Regions from separate parts of the Homo sapiens genome. Here region 2 is linked to region 1. The links are chromatin loops, found by intact Hi-C in ENCODE. Cell type or tissue: GM12878. All regions are shown on one strand. Each heading gives the region's core, and the rest is flanking DNA. Links, peaks and the distances in the headings are about the cores only.

The links. Hi-C counts contacts between places; a loop is a spot of excess contacts. Peaks named below come from ENCODE experiments on the same cell type or tissue, not always from the same donor. Only the 100,000 strongest peaks of a DNase experiment are listed, where the experiment ranks them.
Region 2: a loop joins it to region 1, with 7 times the contacts of the local background. A loop is called at or near these places in 6 of 110 quality-filtered maps.

What each region holds. Positions count from the first base shown.
Region 1 is chr3:112,514,383-112,525,264 of GRCh38, reverse strand. It overlaps the pseudogene OR7E100P. Among named protein-coding and RNA genes, the nearest start is that of BTLA, 20 kb to the right of the region's middle. RefSeq lists an enhancer at 2,837-3,337. In GM12878, for the core only: a CTCF peak has its summit at 5,673 (motif pointing right); a DNase peak (open chromatin) is centred at 5,674; H3K27ac peaks cover 1,030 bases.
Region 2 is chr3:112,402,841-112,412,250 of GRCh38, reverse strand. LOC105374041 (a long non-coding RNA gene) reads left to right here and starts at 7,836. Exons shown (of 4, transcript XR_924334.3): 1 at 7,836-7,898. All of the region lies in intron 1 of LOC124909408 (a long non-coding RNA gene), which reads right to left. RefSeq lists an enhancer at 5,448-5,970. In GM12878, for the core only: no CTCF peak of the experiment used is centred there; DNase peaks (open chromatin) are centred at 4,230, 4,497 and 4,930; H3K27ac peaks cover 1,830 bases.

The DNA.
Region 1 (10,882 bases), core at 3,362-8,361:
GTTCCTTGTGAATTGCTTGTATCCAAAATATACACACAGCATTAAGGGCTGGTTTTTATCTTTTATTTTTCCAATCCTCTTTTCTTCTCAAAAAAAGAGGTGTCCAAGTCACACAGAGCCATAGAATCTCACAAGTGTCTCAGAATTCCTTCTCCAGGGACTCTCAGAGGATCCAGAACTGCAGCCCGTCCTCGCTGGGCTGTCCCTGTCCATGTACCTGGTCACGGTGCTGAGGAACCTGCTCATCATCCTGGCTGTCAGCTCTGACTCCCACCTCCACACCCCCATGTACTTCTTCCTCTCCAACCTCTCCTGGGCTGACATTGGTTTCACCTCGGCCATGGTTCCCAAGATGATTGTGGACATGCAGTCGCATAGCAGAGTCATCTCTTAAGCGGGCTGCCTGACACAGATGTCTTTCTTTGTCCTTTTTGCATGTATAGAAGACATGCTCCTGACTGTGATGGCCTATGACCAATTTGTGGCCATCTGTCACCCCTGCACTACCCAGTCATCATGAATCCTCACCTCTGTGTCTTCTTAGTTTTGGTTTCTTTTTTCCTTAGCCTGTTGGATTCCCAGCTGCACAGTTGGATTGTGTTACAATTCACCTTCTTCAAGAATGTGGAAATCTCTAATTTTTTCTGTGATCCATCTCAACTTCTCAACCTTGCCTGTTCTGACGGCATCATCAATAGCATATTTATATATTTAGATAGTATTCTGTTCAGTTTTCTTCCCATTTCAGGGATCCTTTTGTCTTACTATAAAATTGTCCCCTCCATTCTAAGAATTTCATCGTCAGATGGGAAGTATAAAGCCTTCTCCATCTGTGGCTCTCACCTGGCAGTTGTTTGCTTATTTTATGGAACAGGCATTGGCGTGTACCTAACTTCAGCTGTGTCACCACCCCCAGGAATGGTGTGGTGGCGTCAGTGATGTATGCTGTGGGCACCCCCATGCTGAACTCTTTTATCTACAGCCTGAGAAACAGGGACATTCAAAGCGCCCTGTGGAGGCTGCGCAGCAGAACAGTCGAATCTCATGATCTGTTCCATCCTTATTCTTGTGTGGGTAAGAAAGGGCAACCACATTAAATCTCTACATCTGCAAATCCTGCCCCTTAGTCCCATTATTTTTGTTGCTTGATGGCTTTTATTCCTTTCCACTTTTCCTATGTGAATATTGCTTTTTTCATTATGTCTTTGACTGGAATGGGTGAGTATTCTGGGATCTTTTGTGTAGCATAAACCTCATGACTGAATCCTCTATACCTGGGCGGCCTCCTTTAGTTTCTGAGCAATAACCCTGTCATCCATGTGGAATCACAACCATCTTTTTATATACAGGAAGTCCTCACTTCATTTTGGAATTCCCTGAAAATTGACTTTATAGAAACAATGTACAGCCGGTCCTCCAACACCATTGTTTTGTTCAAAGTTGTTTAGTTGTAATGTTGATGAGGAATAAGTGGTTTCACTATCCATAATTTTGCTTAAAGGTGAAGTTTCCAAGAGACTTTCAAAGATGTTAAGTGAGCACATACTGTACATCAAATTCATATCCTCTTCCAGAGTTCATGTGGAACTTCTTTATAAACTGCTTGTAGAGAATCTATTTAGGCAGATTATGTGTAGAGATCCATGTCACGGGTCCTCAATCTTGGCTTTGAATCAAATCACCCGGGGCACTTACAAATGATGAGGCCTGGGTCTCATGACCTGAGATTCTGATTTACTTGCACCTGTGTGGGTATGCGGATTTTTTTTTTTTTTTTTTTTTTTTTTTTTAAAGCACCAGAGGTGGTTCCAGTGATGAAGTTTTTAGAGGCATCAAACCAATGAGTAAGAACAGAAGTTAATTGTAATATGATTTCTTCAAATATTATCTTCAAATGCATTGTTCTTCAACACCATACAAATTTTTATTATGCTGTTTTTTCTTACCATTTGGCATTTTCTTTTTTTCTTTTTTCTTTTTTCTTTTTTTTTTTTTTTGAGACAGAGTTTCACTGTTGTTGCCCAGGCTGGAGTGCAATGGCATGATATCGGCTTACTGCAACCTCTGCCTCCCGTATTCAAGCGATTCTCCTCTCTTAGCCTTTCAAGTAGCTGGGATTACAGGCATGCACTATCACACCCAGCTACTTTGTTTTTTTTTTTTTTTTTTTTTTTTAGTACAGACTGTTTCTCCATGTTGGTCAGACTGGTCTTGAACTCCCGACCTCAGGTGATCCGCCCGCTTCGGCCTCCCAAAGTGCTGGGATTACAGGTGTGAGCAACAGCGCCCAGCCACCACTTAGCATTTTCATTTTACATTTGTTGAAGTTATAGATTTATACACCCATTGATTGCTGTTTTATTATACACTTGCATATCCATAAAATGGGAAATAGAAAAGAATAAAATGGGCACAGTATCCCTAAAGTTTCACATTCTGAGACATTTTAAAAATATTTGCTTTTTAGAAATTTGTGTCAATTAAACTGGTATACACATACAATGAAGTATTATTCAGCCTAAAAAGGACTAAAATCCTCTCCACTGCAGAAAAAATGGATGAGATTTCAGGTCTGTATATTAAGTGAAATAAGCCAGGAACAGAATGACAAATATTACATGTCCTCACTTACATGTAGGAACAAAAAAGAAAATCTTGGCCAGGTGTGGTGGCTCAGGCCTGTAATCCCAGCACTTTGGGAGGCCGAGTTGCACGGATCACTTGAGGCCAGGAGTTCGAGACCAGCCTGACCAACATGGTGAAACCCCGTCTCTACTAAAAACACAAAAAATTAGCCATGCGTGGTGACGCGTGCCTGTAGTCTCAGCTACTCGGGAGGCTGAGGCCCAAGAATCCCTTGAACTCTGGAGGCAGAGGTTGCAGTGAGCCCGGATTGTGCCTGTATACTCCAACCTGGGCAACAGAAAGAGACTCCATCACACACATACACACAAAAGGAATCTCAGGAAGGTGGAGAGTATAAAGGTGGTTAGCAGACGCTAGGAAGAAAAGGGGTGGGATAGGGAATGAAGAGAAGTGGATAATTGGGTCCCAAAATACAGAAAGATGGAATAAGTGAGTTGTAGTGTTTGCTAGTACAGCACGAAAATTTTAGTTCACAAGAATTTCTTGCATACTTCCAGATGCTTTGGTAAGAAGCTTCCTAACTTTCTCATTATGCTGGTTTTTAAGTTATTCTCTTTCTGCTCCTGAAATCATGCTGGTTTTTTGTTTTTGTTTTTTTGAGACAGAGTTTCACTCTTGTTGCCCAGGCTGGAGTGTAATGGTGCGATCTTGGCTCACTGCAACCTCTGCGTCCTGGGTTCAAGCGATTCTCCTGCCTCCACCTCCTGAGTAGCTGGGATTACAGGCATGCGCTAGCACGCCCAGTTAATGTTGTATTTTTAGTAGAGACGGGGGTTTCTCCCTGTCGGTCAGGCTGGTCTTGAACCCTTGACCTCAGGTGATCCACGCACCTCAGCCTCACAAAGTGCTGGGATTACAGGCGTGAGCAACCGTGCCCGGCCCATGCTGTATCCTTATCTGTTGTCTGTTGTTGTTTGTTTGTTTTTGAGCCCAGGAATAACTTCTCACCTATATGTTCAAATGATTTTTAACATGAGTGCTAAGAAAGTCCAGCAATCTCACTACTGGGTATTTATCCGGAGGAAAGAAAATCTATGTATCAGAGAGATTCCTGCACCTTCATGTTTATTGTAGCACTGTTAAAAATAGTCAAGATATGAAATGTCCATCAAAAGATGAATGGATAAGGTGGTGTATATACACAAAATGGAATTCTACTTGGCCATAAAAAAGAATGAAATCTTCTAATTTGTGGCAACATGGATGAACCTGGAGGGCATGTTAACTGAAATAAGATGGCTCAGAAGGATAAACACCACATGTTCTCACTCATATGTAGGAGCCAAAAAAACAAAAAAGAGCTCATAGAGAGTATAATTGTGGTTTTTAGAGTCTGGGAAGGGTAGTGGGGAAGGAAGAGTAGTGGGGAAGGAAGAGTAGTGGGGAGGAGAGGATACGGAGAAGTTCGTTAACAGATACGAAATTATAGCTAAAGAGGAGGAATAAGTTCTAGTGTTCTGTAGCACTGTAAGGGAAATATTGTGTATTTTTTAAAAAGCTAGAAGAGAGGATTTTTATTTTGAATGTTCACATCATAAATGTTTGAGATAATGAATATGCTTAATTACCCTGACTTGATCATTACACATTGTATACATATATTGAAATACTACTATATATCCCATAAATATGTAGTTATCACATGGCAAAGAAAGAAAAACAATGAAATATTAATAGGCAATTTACAGAAACCCAAAAGTCCAACGAGTGTGTAAAGATACTCAAACTTATCAGAGAGATATGTATTAAAACAATAAGATGCCTCTTTATCTAGTGAAAAATTAGGCTGGATAGTTATTAGCATTCAAAGAAATGTGAAGGTAGAGGAACTCTTGTGCACTGCTGATAGGGTATAGACCAGCACAGCCATTTTAGGGAGTAACCTGGCAGTATCGAATCCAATTGAGTATACCTCACTCCTGAGTTTATACCACAAAAGAATACATGCAGAGGACCTTAAAGGATTGTATAGGAGGATGCTCACTGCTGTGTTGGTTGTGGTGGCGGGAGTTGGAAGTAATCTGGTCTCTTACTACTGATAGACTTACAAAGGATTATGCAGCAATTAGAAAGAGATACACGTGAAACAACATGAATAGATCTTAAATATAGATCTGAATTTTTAAAAGTTATTTGTAGTTAGCTCTACCATTTTTATTTGGTTACCTATATGGCAACATAAATATAATATCTAAACCCAAACTCCTGGTTTTATATCTGCTGCCAAAAAAGTAACTGCCACAACTGAACTAACAATTAAAACCCTTGCTCCTCTAATAATCTTTCTCATCTCAGTTAATGCCACTACTCTCCTCAAAATTTGTCCTGAGCCAAAAATTTTAGGAGCCATCTTTTGTTCCTCTTTCTCTCTACACTCACTCCACTAACACATATCCCAGCTCTCAGGAACAAGCTCTGTCCTCTCTACCTCCAAAATACATCCTGGTGCATAGGATTTTCTGCCCTGAAGTAGCACCTCATGTGATTCCAATGCAGGAGTTTCCTGAATCACACTTTGAGAAACTCTGAAAACATGCTCTCCTGCTCTGTTGAGGAGTAAGCTTTTCCTTTTTGGTAATTTTAGGAAGATAATAATTTTTGGCTTTTTAGAATAAAGATCGTTGTGATTCCATTGTTAATAATCAGTGAATCAAAAGATCCCAACTAGTAATATCATTCCAGTTTTATCACCAACACAGCTGACAGATTGAAAGTTTAATGAACAGCAAGTAATTAAGGCCTAGGCTTTAGAACCAATATTTAATTCCCGGGTCTCTTACTTTTAGTTGTGTAACCTTGGTTTGTTTATTTACCTCTGAACCCCCAGGTTCCACATCTACAAAATGAGAGAGCATTATCTAGCCATAGAGTTGTTAGGAGGATTTGGATGTAAAGCATGTGGCACAGTGCTTGACCTCAACATGGCTGCTGCTAAAATGACAATAATGATAATAATCACTATTGCTGTGACTACTACCACTACTAGAACTTCTAGTTTTGAGGCCACAGATACTAAGAACATCCAGCAGAGGGCAATGGAACAGCACAAGATTTAAGTTAGTATATGAGCCTACTGGAGATGTGTCACATTTACCAAGCATTATTTCTACTTTTATATTTCTTATTTTAATGGAAAGAAGAGATGGATGTTATTGATGGACCTCTTTTATATTTGAGATTCTCACTTCCCCAATTATTGAAGAATGATGGTACATCTATATCTATACAATCCTCGCTTAGAACTTGCAATCTCAATCTCCTAATGTATTAGTCTGTTTTCACGCTGCTGATAAAGACATACCCGAGACTGGGTAATTTATAAAGAAAAAGAGGTTTAATGGACTCACAGTTCCACATGGGTGGGGAGGCCTCACAATCATCACAGAAGGAGAAAAGGTATGTCTTACATGGCAGCAAGCAAGGAAGAAATGAGAGCCAAGCAAAAGGGGAAACTCCCTATAAAAATCATCAGAACTTGTGAGACTTAGTCACTATCACAAGAACAGTATGGGGCAAACTGTCCCCACGATTCAATTACCTCCTACCTGGTCCCTCCCACACATGTGGGAATTATGGGAGCTACTATTCAAGATGAGATTTGGGTGGGGACACAAACCATATCACCTAACATCTTTCAAATTTTTTAAATTTAAAAAAAATTTTTATAGAGACAGGGTCTTCTATGTTGCCCAGGCTGATCTAGAACTCCTGGGCTCAAGTGATCCTCTCACCTCAGCCTCCCAAAGTGTTGGGATTACAGGTATGGGCCACTGCACCTGGCCCTCCTAACAGCTTTGTCCCTTACCCCAATGTCCCCCTTTCTAAATAATGAGAGGAGTGGAATAAATATTTGGTTTTTAAGTCCTGTACCCAAGAGCCATTGGTGCTGTTGAGCTGCATCAGGGCTGTCAGGGATAAGTAGGAAGGCTCCACTTCTCTCCCCACCACTGTCTACCAAAGTAACTCAGCATTTATCTGTTTGATACATTGGATTTTCTCATAAGATTTTATTTTGGAAAAAAAAAAAGTTAAAAAATAGATGCTCACAAATGCCCCTTCTGCCTCTATCCAAAGAATCTAGTTTGCTGGGGCCTTTGTTGTTGTTTTAACAAATAATAGTATTTCTTATCTAGCATTTTTTAACATTTGGCCAGTTCATCAGTTGCAAAATCAGTTATTGTGTCTTTCTTAATATGAAATGATGGAATACAATCAAACAAGTAAAAATATCAACATACATTAGCAAGAAAAAATTTTGTTCTTTGTTCCAGCTATGTCTGTCTATGCATACTGGGTAGAGTGGTAAAATTAATTTCATATTGTAGATTGTGAAAAATTTGAAATTTTGAAAGCCACTGCTATATATATATTGAAAATTTGAAAGCCACTGCTATATATATTGATACAGTTTTTGCTTTTATCACTGTATTAATCTGCTAAGGCTGCAATAACAAACTACCACAGATTGAACAGAATGGCTTAAACAACAGAAATTTATTTTCTCACATTTCTTGGGGCTAGAGTATAAGAAGATGTTAGCATGGTTGTTTCCTCTGAGGCCTCTCTCTTTGGCTTGTAGGTGGTTGTCTTCATGTTCACATGGTGTTCTTCCTGTATGCATATTGTTAAAGAAAAAAATTATTTTATAATGCTTGTTGATGGGCATTTGGGTTGATTCCATGTCTTTGCTGTTTGTGAATAGTGCTGCAATGAACATATATGTGCATGTATCTTTATAATTGAATGATTTATATTCCTTTGGGTATATACCCAGTAATGGAATTGCTGGGTCAAATGGTATTTCTGGTTCTATGTCCTTGAGAAATCACCACACTGTCTTCCATAATGGTTGTTCTAATTTACATTCCTACCAACAGTGTAAAACTGTTCTTATTTCTCCACAGCCTCACCAGCATCTGTTGTTTTTTGACTTTTTAGTAATCACCATTCTGACTGGTGTGAGATGGTATCTCATTGCGGTTTTGATTTGCATTTCTCTAATGATCAGGGATGTTGAGCTTTTTTTCATATGTTTGTTGGCTGTACTTCTTTTGAGAAGTATCTGTTCATGTCCTTTGCCCACTTTTTAATGGGGTTTTTTTTTTCTTGTAAATTTGTTTAAGTTCTTTGTATACTCTGGATATTAGACCTTTGTCAGATGGATAGATTGAAAATGTGGTACATATACATCATGGGATACTATGCAGCCATAAAAAGGAACAAGATCATGTCCTTTGCAGGAACATGGTTGGATCTGGAAGCCATTATCCTCAGCAAACTAACACAGGAACAGAAAACCAAAGGCCACATGTTCTCACTTATAAGTGGGAGGTGAACAGTGAGAACACATGGACACAGGGAGGGGAACAACACACCCTGGGGCCTGTCGGTGGGGGTTGGGGGAGGGAGAGCATCAAGAAAAGTAGTTAGTGTATACTGAGCTTAATACCTAGGTGATGGGTTAATAGGTGCAGCAAACCACCATGGCACATGTTTACCTGTGTTTACTTATGTAACAAACCTGCACATCCTGCAGGTTATGTACCCTGGAATGTAAAATAAAATAAAAAACTAAAGTTCAGATCTTGAAATTGTAAAACAGAGAACATAAAGCAAACACACTTAATATGTTACAAAGAAAATGAGAAATGCAAAAATAATAATAATAATAATACTTATTAAAGCACAGTGAAGAAGACTTTATTCAGGACCATTGCAATAGGTATAGGTAACACCACAATGAGATTTTGCAGCCTGGGAGAAAGATTGGACTTAATTCCAAACACAGCATGGGCAAGTGGGAATTTATAGCCAAGGAGCAGGGTGGGGGTCAATGGATGGAAAATTACTAAAAGGAAACATCAGGGGTGAGGAAGATTTCAGCTAAACCAACTTCACAGGATTCTTGCTAAAAACAGAACAAGGTGATTTATTACCTGTGGGATAGTGGAGGATGAGGAACTTGATCAGATGTCACGGTTGATCAGCTACTGGGGGAGAGGGGTTCTTACTAAATGAGTTTTTGGATAAAGCAGATTTTACAAGGAGGTGCACAGATGGGCCTAGGAGAAGGTTAGGGAGCCTGACTGAAGTTTGGTCAAGTTAGAATCTGTGTCAATATCTGTACAAAATTCCTCTTCTTACAAGGACATAAATCATATTCGATAAGGGCCTACATTACTGACTTCATTTTAACTTAGTTACCTCTTTAAAGACCCTATTTATAAACATAGTCACATTATTAGGTATTGGGTATTAGAAGTTCAGCATGAAATTTGGTGTAACACACTTCAGTCTATAATGATCACATAAAAAATCTTGGAGATCAATCCATACAAACACATAAAGGCTGCTTCATTTTATTTCATTATTGGACTATATTTCCTTCTCCTTCTGTCTTACTCCCCCCTACACAACCTCAAATAATAATTAGTGCTTTTGTAAAGGATTATGAGTTCATTGTAAAAATTGCAAACAAGTACAAAGAAGAAAATAAAAAATCAGGTTCATTATTATCTCTTGGAGCTAATATTTTTGACATTTTGATGAATATTCTTTTAATGAGCCCTTTGTGTCTAAATACATATATAGATGTATATGTTCATGAATATATGTAAATGAGTATATGGATATGTATGCATTAACCAAAACTGGGATTGTACCATTTATGTATTCCTGTAATCCTCGTCACTAAACAATATGAGGGGACCGTCTTCTTTAAGAAATATATTAATAGATCTATATTATGATTAACAATGCTTACCTAGTATTTAGTTGTATGGATGTTCAATTAATCATCTAACAGGTCATTTAATTTGCTTATATTTTTTCTGTTATAATCAAGACTTATGTCTTGATTACATCTTTGCACACTTGTGTGATAATTCCCATGGAGTAAATTCTTGGAAGTAAGAATACAAAGTTGGCAGCCACTTTACTATTTTAATATATACAATAATTTTAAGCTATCTTCTAAATAGTTTATACTAATTTATACACTCACCACAAAAATTAAAAAAACATGAGTTCTTATATATCTACACTGTCACTAATAATATTAGAATGTATTATTTAGCATTTTTAAAAATAAAATTAGTTTTTATTTGCACTTACAAGTGAAAGCATCTTTTCTCCCAACATTTTATTTACAACATACAACAAAGTTTGAATTCATTTTACAGCAAACACTAATGCACACCATCTTGATTCTACCATTAACATTTTACTATAGTAACAATATAACTATCCTTCTATCTGTACCTTTACCCATCCATTTAATTCATCTTTTAAAATGCATTTTAAAGGAATTTACAGGAATCCATACACTTTACCCAAATTGCAGTTGACCATTGAAAACACAGGTTTGAAATGTTTGAAATGTGCAGGTTGACTTATATGTGGATTTTTTTCAATACATATATTGGAATTTTTTTTGGAGATTTGTGACGATTTGAAAAAACTCAGATGAACCACTTAGCCTAGAGATAACAAAAAAATTAAGAAAAAGTTATGTCATGAGCATATAACATATAACAAAATATAAAAAGTTATTTATCAAAACTGACACAAGCAAACACACACCATACATGGTGCAATTTGAAGTTCAGAAAAATATAAACAAATGTAAAGGCAGTATTAAACTACACAAAATTAACTGTAGTACATACTTGACTCAGCTGAGTGACCAGAGGCCTTGTGGGTGTATCTGGGCAAGGGGTTAGGGGGGTTGAACCCCTGTGCAGCAGCCCTACAGGGAAACACCCAACAAAAATTATTTTTTAAAAAGGCTCATCCAGGAAATGCATATAAGGGCTGGTCACCTGGCGTTTTGAGTCCTCTCACAGGTCATAGACCTCTGGAGAGAGAAACTGAAACACTTAAGAGGGTGAAAATGACTCAATGGTAACACACTGTGGAGTCTTGAGTGCAAGCAGCACACATCACCACACAAAAACGCTAGGCCACAGCTCAGTTATTTTAAGAAAAAAAATGAGAAAATAATAATCTAAGAATGAGGAGAAAACAAGGAGAATGATCCCCTTTCAAGCACTCCATAGGTTTTATGGCACCTCCACTTGCCAGAGTTTATGTGAAATGGAAGTAATATGGTATTTGTGCATATATATGTTAATGAAAAAGAGCACTAAGGTCAACCTGCAAACTATAGAGTTCCTAAGTTCTCTTTTTTCCCTATTTTCCTTTCTGCCAGCTTTAAATCTGCTGTTATTTTTCTATT
Region 2 (9,410 bases), core at 2,851-7,850, 110 kb after region 1:
ACTGTTCTAAAAGATGAAGGCTATTTTAAAAATAATTCTGTAAAATTTTTAAAATTGACCATTTTAAAATTGATCATTGACATGTGATCCATTGACATGTGACCAACCCTTTTTTGATAATCAAATATTTCAATATTATGTTTTTACAATTAAATTTATTTTATGTAGTGTTTAGTTTTTTAAATAATTGCTCTATTAAATTTTATCTGATATTATTTTATATAAAATTAAATATGCTTAACTATAATTGTTAAACAGTAATTGTTTTATAAGGTGACTTAGACATGTCTGGAGCCTGAGGAAAAGAAGCCAGTAGAGAGACTGCTATAAAACCCAGGAAAAGGAATAAGGGGAACAGAGACACATGGGGACTAGGAGTGAGCTGTCGAAAGGAGAAGGGCCATCCTCAGAATCGAGGGAAAGAAGAGAGGATAGGAGAAGAAGAGAAAAATGTGATTGTGCCTATGCTTGAATGTGTCTACCATGGCATGTCCTCCTGCTTTGGGGACATAAACGTCTTGCTCTGCATTCCTTTGTGAGAATGGCAGTAACAGAGGAAATGTCACTGTGCCCCAGGAATAGCTTCAGAAGGCTCTAGAATTAGATCCCGAGGCATGAGGTCATCATATGCTTGGAAGTTCCAGTGAGTTGAAGTATTTGAAATACAGCACTGATTCTGTGGGCACTGCTGCCTGGCTTAGGCATTGCAAAGAGACTGAAGCATGTGGGGATTAGTTTAATACCCCAAAACTTTGCAGCTTTGGGAGCAGCAGGACACAGCAGCACTTTAGATAGGAAGGCGCTCTTCTCATAGTCAGTATTGGCAAACATGGTCATGTGGAGGTATTTATTACAGGTGGATCTCAGGCATGAGATATATCAACCTCAAAGAATACCTGGGAAACCTTCTAGATATGCTTCAAGAAATTAGAAGAAATCTTGACTGGGGGTCAGGGAGGCAGGGTCTGACCAAGTTCCAAGTCAGGCATGGGGAGATGAACAATTGGCAAAATTTAGATTATCAAGGTTAATGTTACCATGTTTTTACCCACAGGTTCATGAGATTAGAGGCCCTTTAGACAACATGAATTTCAGCTAGTTATTTTTAGCTGTTCATTCCTAAAATCAAAATCACCCTTCAGCATTTGTTACAGACACTTAAATCCTAAATTAGAAACAAGAATACAATTGGCCAGGCGCGGTGGCTCACCCCTGTAATCCCAGCACTTTGGGAAGCCGAGGCGGGTGGATCACGAGGTCAGGAGATCGAGACCATCCTGGCTAACATGGTGAAACCCTGTCTCTACTAAAAAATTAGCCGGGCGCGGTGGCGGGCGCCTGTAGTCCCAGCTACTCGGGAGGCTGAGGCAGGAGAATGACGTGAACCCAGGAGGCCAAGCTTGCAGTGAGCTGAGATCACACCACTGCACTCCAGCCTGGGGGACAGAGTGAGAATCCATCAAAAAAAAGAAACAAGAATACAATAGCACAATTCATGTGACAACCACATGTAGGTTTAGTGATGTTTGTTCTCTGTGAAGCTAAGCTATCTCAGCTAGGTGGTTGAGGACATTTGTACTGTCTGGACTAGGCAGAGGTGAATATGATTGAATGTGTAAGACAGTGCCAATTATGTACCATATATAGCTGTGTGTGTTTCCTTCTGTCTAAAATATCAACCTATGCTTGCCTTTAATCTCATCCTCAATTGCAATGCTCAAAACCCCTCCTAGTGTCATTATATTGTCAAAAAATACTCTGAATCACAGGTTTAGAGAGATAAAAATTCTAACTTCTCTTAAAGAAACAACGTCTGAAAATCTTTTCATTTGTGTTGTTCCACATGAAATGACTTTAAGTGTTGAATGTGCACATTATTCCTACATTCTGAGACTTAGATTTATAGCTTATGAGTTGTCCTTCTAAAGGTATACTCTTCATATGCCAGTGACTCCCCAGCTTATACAGCAGTTATGCCTTATTGGTGAGGGATGCGTTCAAAGACTCCTTGTGGATGCCTGAAACCTGTTACCAAACCCCATATATCTCTAGTGCACATCTAAATCTGTGTTTAGACGAACAGAACCAGCTTTGTACCCGATTATCTTCACCAAGATGTCTGACTTACGTAAATCTCAAACTTGTCGTATTTAACACAAAGTTCTTAATTTCCTTCCTTTTTCAAGCCCACTTCTGCTGTGTTTTCTGTTTAAGTAAATAACACTCATCCATTTAGTTATGTCAAAAACCTAGGAATTATCCATGACTTCTCTCTTACTCTTTCTGCACTTTAAATGCATCAGCTAGTACTGTCTTCAAGAATGTATCCTTTTTACCCAGTCCTCGCCATCTCCTTTACTATCCCCCTTGCCCAAGCCACTATACTTTCATCCTGCTGTGGAAGCAGTTTTCCAACCCTCCTTACTCTCCTTTTGACCACTTAATATACATTCTTCACTAGCCAGAACAATCTTTGAAAAATGTAACCTACCATATGTCACTCCCCATTTGAAATGTTCCTATTGGGATTTTAAGATGATATTAAATACTCATTTTCTCAGCTCTCAAGTCTGGATTCAATTGAGAGGCAGACAGATTTGGGCAAATGAGATAAAATATTTGTTTTGTATTGATAAATGGTTGGATTGGCAGATATTGCCTTGTATTGAGTATGGTCGTAAAGACATCACTAATATTTAACTTATCTACCTATTTATTTTCCCTCACTTTGAAGTGTGGTTAGAATTTGGAGGAAGCAATTTCATGAAGGTAGAAATAAGATTGCCCTCATAAAATATGTTATGTCCTCATAAAATAAATATTTATATATTATATATAAAATATATAAATTTATTATCTGATCCTTCCCAAGAGAGATTCCGCACCTCTGGTTGCCCTTAGGCTTAATCATTAAGCCAGAACCATAAAGAGAACAAAAAACATTACCTGTGCCCAACGTTTTATGGCCTTTGTCACTCCTCAAGTAGTCTCTCCAAAGGAGGAATGTCTGACGTGGTAAGTAAGTTTGAGAGGAAACTGGATTTTGTTGGATCCACCCCTTCTGAAGTCTCTTGTTGTCTTCCTCCCTCAAGAGATGTCTGCCCTATTTTCCACTTGTTTGGAAACTATCTCCCCTGTCTGGTGTCCTTGCAGCTGTGCATCTGTCAGTCTGTGCTGGTAAGCTTTCTCCCTCAAAAACCGACTTGATGTGCTTCTCTGTTCTTATAATATCTGGCTCATATACCTGCATTTCACTAACCTAACCTATATATTATATATAATTTTGTTGTTTATATGTTCATCTTTTATACCTCACTGAGTTCCTTGAGGGTAGGAACAGTGAGTTGTATTTTTTTTTGTTTTTTTGTTTTCTTTTTTTTTTTTTGACTCCATGTTCTCAGAACTCTGGCACAGAGTAAATACAAAATATTTCTTCTTCCTTTCTTCCTTCCCTCCTTCTCTCTCTCGTTCTCTCCCTCTCTCTTTCTCTCTTTATTTCCTTTGTCTATCTTTTAAATCACCAAAACAATACTTTGTATGCAGTAGGTATTTTCCTGCCTAGTACATACCCAAGTATTTTTCAATATCGTTGCAAAGTAATTAGTCTTAGAATTCCCACCTAGATTTTTAGAGGGATTTAAGTCTGATAGTGTTGTCTATATAATGTGAAACAATGTTATTTTACTCAACTGTAATGTAATATCAACAGTTTGTTATATGTATCTGTTTGCACACTTTATGGACACCTCATATTTTGAGATATCTGCCATATCTCAAATGTTGTAAAACCTATCTTAAGTACTAAACAAATGACTGATACAAGCATGTTTTATCTCGATATCTGAACACTCCTCATTACTTATAATCTATATCACCAACATTAATTTTCTGTCTCTCATTTGTTCATGCTTGTTTACATTTGGTAATAGCTGGACAAGTATTAACCAGGTTGGAAGTTATGTTTAAGATGGTGAACTGATTAAGCAATAAGTAAATGTATGAGCCTATATAACTAAAAAATCTGAATATTTAGCTTTTGGAGCAGCTGGATGAGAAGCTTATATATATCTGTTATCAGGACCTAGACAATTTTTCTTTAGGTCCTACTTTTGTTTTCTTTAGGTCTACTTTTGTTCACCTCTAATTAGGATCCATTCTTAGTTATGCTCTGTCCTTGTAGTTGCAAGATGACTGCAGCAGCTCTAGAACACTTATCTTTAAAACTCCACACCCAGGAGAAAAGGGAAAGTCCTTGTCTCAGAAAGTTCTAAGAAAGTCTTAGAATAGAATCTCACAGATCTTGATTTCACAGACTTGGATCCTGTGTCCATTCTGGAATCAAACTGTGGCCAGAACAAATAGCGATTAATAAAATGTATTGTTAGAATGAGGATTTGGCCAAAAGTGCACTCCCAGAGCCAGGTATGAAATCAACTTTATACATATAGAAAGGTAGGAGAAGGGAATCCCCCAAAACAAAATCAGAGTTCTGTAACCACAAGATGAGATCTTGATTACAGGTGGTAAACCCAACAAATGTTCATTATAGATGTCCTGATACATTGTATGGTCTCGGTAGTACATATGAAATTCACTTTGGGGAATTCACAGAAAGAGGCAGCCTTTCTCAGGAGAATTAAACTGATGTTTGGAAAGATGCCCATATGAGGGAAGAGAGAGACCTCTCATATTATTTTATATTGTTTTATACTCAGTACCTGTTTTAAGAAAAAACAACAAGGAAGTAAAACCAAAGACAGGCAGCCCGGCGTCAGGCCCAAAACCAGGCCTGGGCCTGCCTGGCCTAAACCCAGTAGTTAAAAATCAACTCATAACTTACAAACCGATGTTATTCATAGATTCCAGACATTGTGTGGAAGAACACTGTGAAACTCCCTGCCCTGTTCTGTTTCTCTCTGACCACCGGGGCATGCAGCCCCTGTCACTGCCTGCTTGCTCAAATCAGTCACGACCCTTTCATGTAAAACCTTTAGTGTTGTGAGCCCTTAAAAGAGACAGAAATTGTGCATTTGGGGAGCTCGGATTTTAAGGCAGTAGCTTGCCAATGCTCCCAGCTGAATAAAGCCCTTCTTTCTACAACTCGGTGTCTGAGATGTTTTGTCTGCGGCTTGTCCTGCTACACATAGACTGCTGATTAGGAAAGACCATCCATATTAAAAGGGCATTAACAGGTAAAGAAAACATTGGTTTCCCATATGAATCAAAAACAATAATAATAAAAGCAGATGCCTCAACTATCAGCCATTGATCCATCACTGAGCTGTCTCTTAAGAGTGCCATCTCCTGGGTGACAGCAACAGGACTCATTTATTTAATTTGATAATTGTTAATGAAGTTAATAATACTGTATTGTAAATTTGAAATTTAATAAGAGAGCAGACCTTTGTTTTTACCACATACACAAAAGGTAACTATGTGAGGTGAGGGATGTGTTAACTAACTTAATTTTGGCAATAATTTCACAATGCATATGTACATCAAAGCATCATACTATACAACTTAAATATGTACAATTTTATTTGTCTATTATACCTCAGTAAAGTGGGAAAAAGTATTAGTTAAACAGTATTATGAAAGCCTGAAGGCCTTCTATGTTGTAGTTGGCACTCTGTTAGGTGCTAGGAAAAGACATATTTTTTTAAAGGATAACCCTAGGAGCCAAACATAGGATAATGATACTAGTGCCCAAAGAGACCGGCTCCATCAAAGACAAAGCTCAGAAGATGCCTTGAGGCTAAAAGAATTGCTGTCCTTGGCCAGGTGCAGTGGTTCACACCTGTAATCTCAGCACTTTGGGGGGCCAAGGTGGGTGGATCACCTGAGGTCTGGAGCTCAAGACGAGCCTGGGCAACATGAAACCCATCTCTACTAAAAATACAAAAAATTAGCCAGGTGTGGTGGCACATGCCTGTAATCCTAACTACTCAGGAGACTGAGGCAGGAGAATCGCTTGAACCTGGGAGACAGAGGTTGCAGTGAGCCGAGATCATGCCCCTGCACTCCAGCCTGAGCAACAGAGTAAGACTCCATCTCAGAAAAAAAAAAAAAAAAAAAAGAATTGCTGCCCTTAAAGGTGAAGCGAGTCTCTTGTAGAGCTGATCACCTGGCATTTTGAGCTCTTTCAGAGGTCATAGACCTCTGGAGAGAGAAACTGAGACACGTAAGAGGGTGGAAACGACTCAGTGGTGACACACTGAGGAGTCCTGCCCACAAGCAGCACACACTGATGCATCACCCAAAAACCCTAGGCCACAGCTCAGTTCCTCCTTTTAAGAAAATAAATAAATAAATAAATATATACATAAAACCAGGAAACAATCTAAGAATGAGGAGAAAACAAGGAGAATGACCCACTTTTGTGCACTCCATAGGTTTTACGGCACCTTTACTTGCCAGAGTAAAATGGAAGTAATACAGTCTTTGTGCACATTTAGATTAAGGAAAAAGAGCCCTAAGGTGGACCTGTAAACTATAGAGTTCCCAGGTCCCCTTTTTCTGTATTTTCTTTTCTGCCTGCTTTAAATCTGCTGTTATGTTTCTGCTGAGATAAAAACCACTGTTTGGATCTAACAGGTTTTGTTTGTTTGTTTTTTGCGAGCTGGCAAATTTGTATTTATCTCATGGCTAAAGTACTGAAGTAAAAGCTGTAGAAGCTGTGTGTGTGTGTGTGTGTGTGTGTGTCTGTATATGTGTGTTTGTATATATTTGAAGGCCTTTATAATAGACTTCTATAATGTTATGTTCAATCGGCAATTAAATCCATTTTAATTTCCCTCCAGCTCACCAGGCTTTCTCTTCTTACACTCTTTTTTTTTTGAGTCAGAGTCTCACTCTGTTGCCCAGGCTGGAGTGCAGTGGTGCCATCTCAGCTCACTGAAATCTCTGCCTCCTGGGTTCAAGCGATTCTCTTGCCTCAGCCTCTCGAGTAGCTGGGATTACAAGCGCACCAGCACACCTGGCTAATTTTTGTACTTTTAGTGGAGACAGGGTTTCACCATGTTGACCAGGCTGGTCTCAAACTCCTGACCTCAAGTGATCCAACTGCCTCGGCCTCCCACAGTGCTGGGATTACAGGAGTTTGCTGGCCCACTGGGCCCTCTTCATACCTTATGATGTAAATTTTGTTATCTGATTTTCACCTGAGTTGTTTCCTCTAAAATGCAAATTTAAGGCTATTTAGCTGACAACTGCCCAGGGTGAGCTTAAAAAAAAAAAAAGGAAAAAAAGGAGGTCTTTATGAATCTATAAGATGTACTTCTATCAGCATGCCTAATACATCTATATATTTATTTGTTGTGTACACAATATTTCACTATTAAAAATATATAAACGAGCTCTGATTAATTGGATTAAAAAATAAAAGTGCTTAAATCAGATACTAAAGAACAAAGACTAGTTAAATGCTTTTTCAAGTTCAAGTGAGTTAAGTAAAATCTTTAATAAATAAGTTGGCTTTAAAATTATTGGTAAAATAATATTAGAAATGTCTTAACAATTTGCCAGCGTACGTTTTTGTTGGCATTTATTAATCAAGCATTTTCATACTTATTCCTCCTAAATACTATAAGGTGTCAAAACTTGGCATAGGGGTTACAAAACTATTAACCCAGCCCAAAACAGAATGATCTCCACTTTCATAATCTTTAATAAATAAGACATGAGTATTGATTTAATCAAAATAGTTACATCTTAAATTTAGTAAGATTACTATAACTTCTAATCTTGTGGTTTTAGGCGGTCTAGTTCACAGGCAATAAAGTTTGTTATTGTCTTTGTTTCAAAGCTAAACTATAAACCAGGTTCTTCCCAAAGTTAGTTCGGCTTACACCCAGGAATGAGCAAGGACAGCTTGGAGGTTAAAAGCAAGATACAGTCAGGTAGGTCAAATCTTTATAATCTGAAGGTTTAATTTAGAAAGTTATATTAAATTAAATAATAGATATTTCATTAAGTATTTTCCAATAAAACTGTATTTGTAGAAAAACATTCTTTCTAAGAAAAAAGTGTGCCCTTTAAAAAGGTGAACAATTTTGTCTAATTCAAAGCTTATTTAGAGGTCTTGTATAAAACAAGGTAAAAGGAACCAGGAAATAAAGGAGATGTAAAGAAAGTTATAAAAATAAAGAGGTAGGTTTTTTTTTGTAAGAAAGCTTAAAGAGAAATAATTTTATACGAGAAGAATCTTGTATGGTAAATTTAGTCCTAGAGTAAAATGACTGGTTGTTTAAGAAAGGAGGATGTTTAGGACAAACCAGAAAGTCGAAGCATGGTCTATGTAAGTCACAATGAGAGGATTAAAATACCCCCAAAGCCCCAAAAACTTTTATATGATCAACTTGTCATATTATTATTAAGTTTTGATTTGTTAGGAAAAAAACTGAGTTGAAAAACCTTTAAAAAATTAGGGTTATTACATCTGTGTGTCTCTCTGTATGTGTGTGTGATTTTTTGTTGTTGTTGTTTTGATACGGAGTCTTGCTCTGTCACCCAGGCTGGAGTACAGTGGTGCGATCTCAGCTCACTGCAACCTCTGCCTCCCGGGTTCAAGCCATTCTCCTGCCTCAGCCTCCCAGGTAGCTGGGACTACAGGCGTGTGCCATCACACCTGGATTATTTTTGTATTTTTAGTAGAGACAGGGTTTCACTATATTGGCTAGGCTGGTCTCAAACTACTTGTGACATTGAGTTATAGGGCTCTGACTCCTGGGTCTAAAAAGGACACCAAATCCACTAAATTTTAAACACTGACAGTAATTAAAGCCCCATCTTCAGGCCCTGTAGAAGATGCCATCAAAATAAACTGCATTTCTGAAACACAGAGCCGGAAATGAAAGCTATTCAATTCCTCAAGGCCCCAGGCCTATCATGGAAGAGGTGGGCCTGTGAGATTGTAAGGGCCCATTTTGAGAGACAAAATAGTTCAGTTTCTCTATAAGTTAATCATTAATGTCAAAGGCACACTGATGCCTGTGTGTGATTAACAAGGTTTTCTTGAAGCGTTAACTGACTCCTTAGTAAAGGTTACAAAGGTTATAAAAGGCTTATGAAAATTATATCTTATGGTCAAGATTAAACTTTTATAGACTGTTTATAAAATTTTGAAAAAAAATTTAGTTGGCTTCATACTGTTTTATTAGGGCTTATTGTTTTGAAAATTAAGTCTCCTCTCCCAGATAATGAAGATCCTTGCCTTTTTTTTGAAATTCTTGAGTTATCACTTTGGTCAAATGAATGACTTCTTTTACAATGACCTATGATATCAAGTATTTTAAACATTTGATATTTGACAAACTTTCCAAAACCAAATGACAAATTATGTCTTTTTTCTGACCTTATTGGTCCTTTAAGGTATTAGCTTCCCTAAAGTCCAAAAATGACAAAATTTGGCA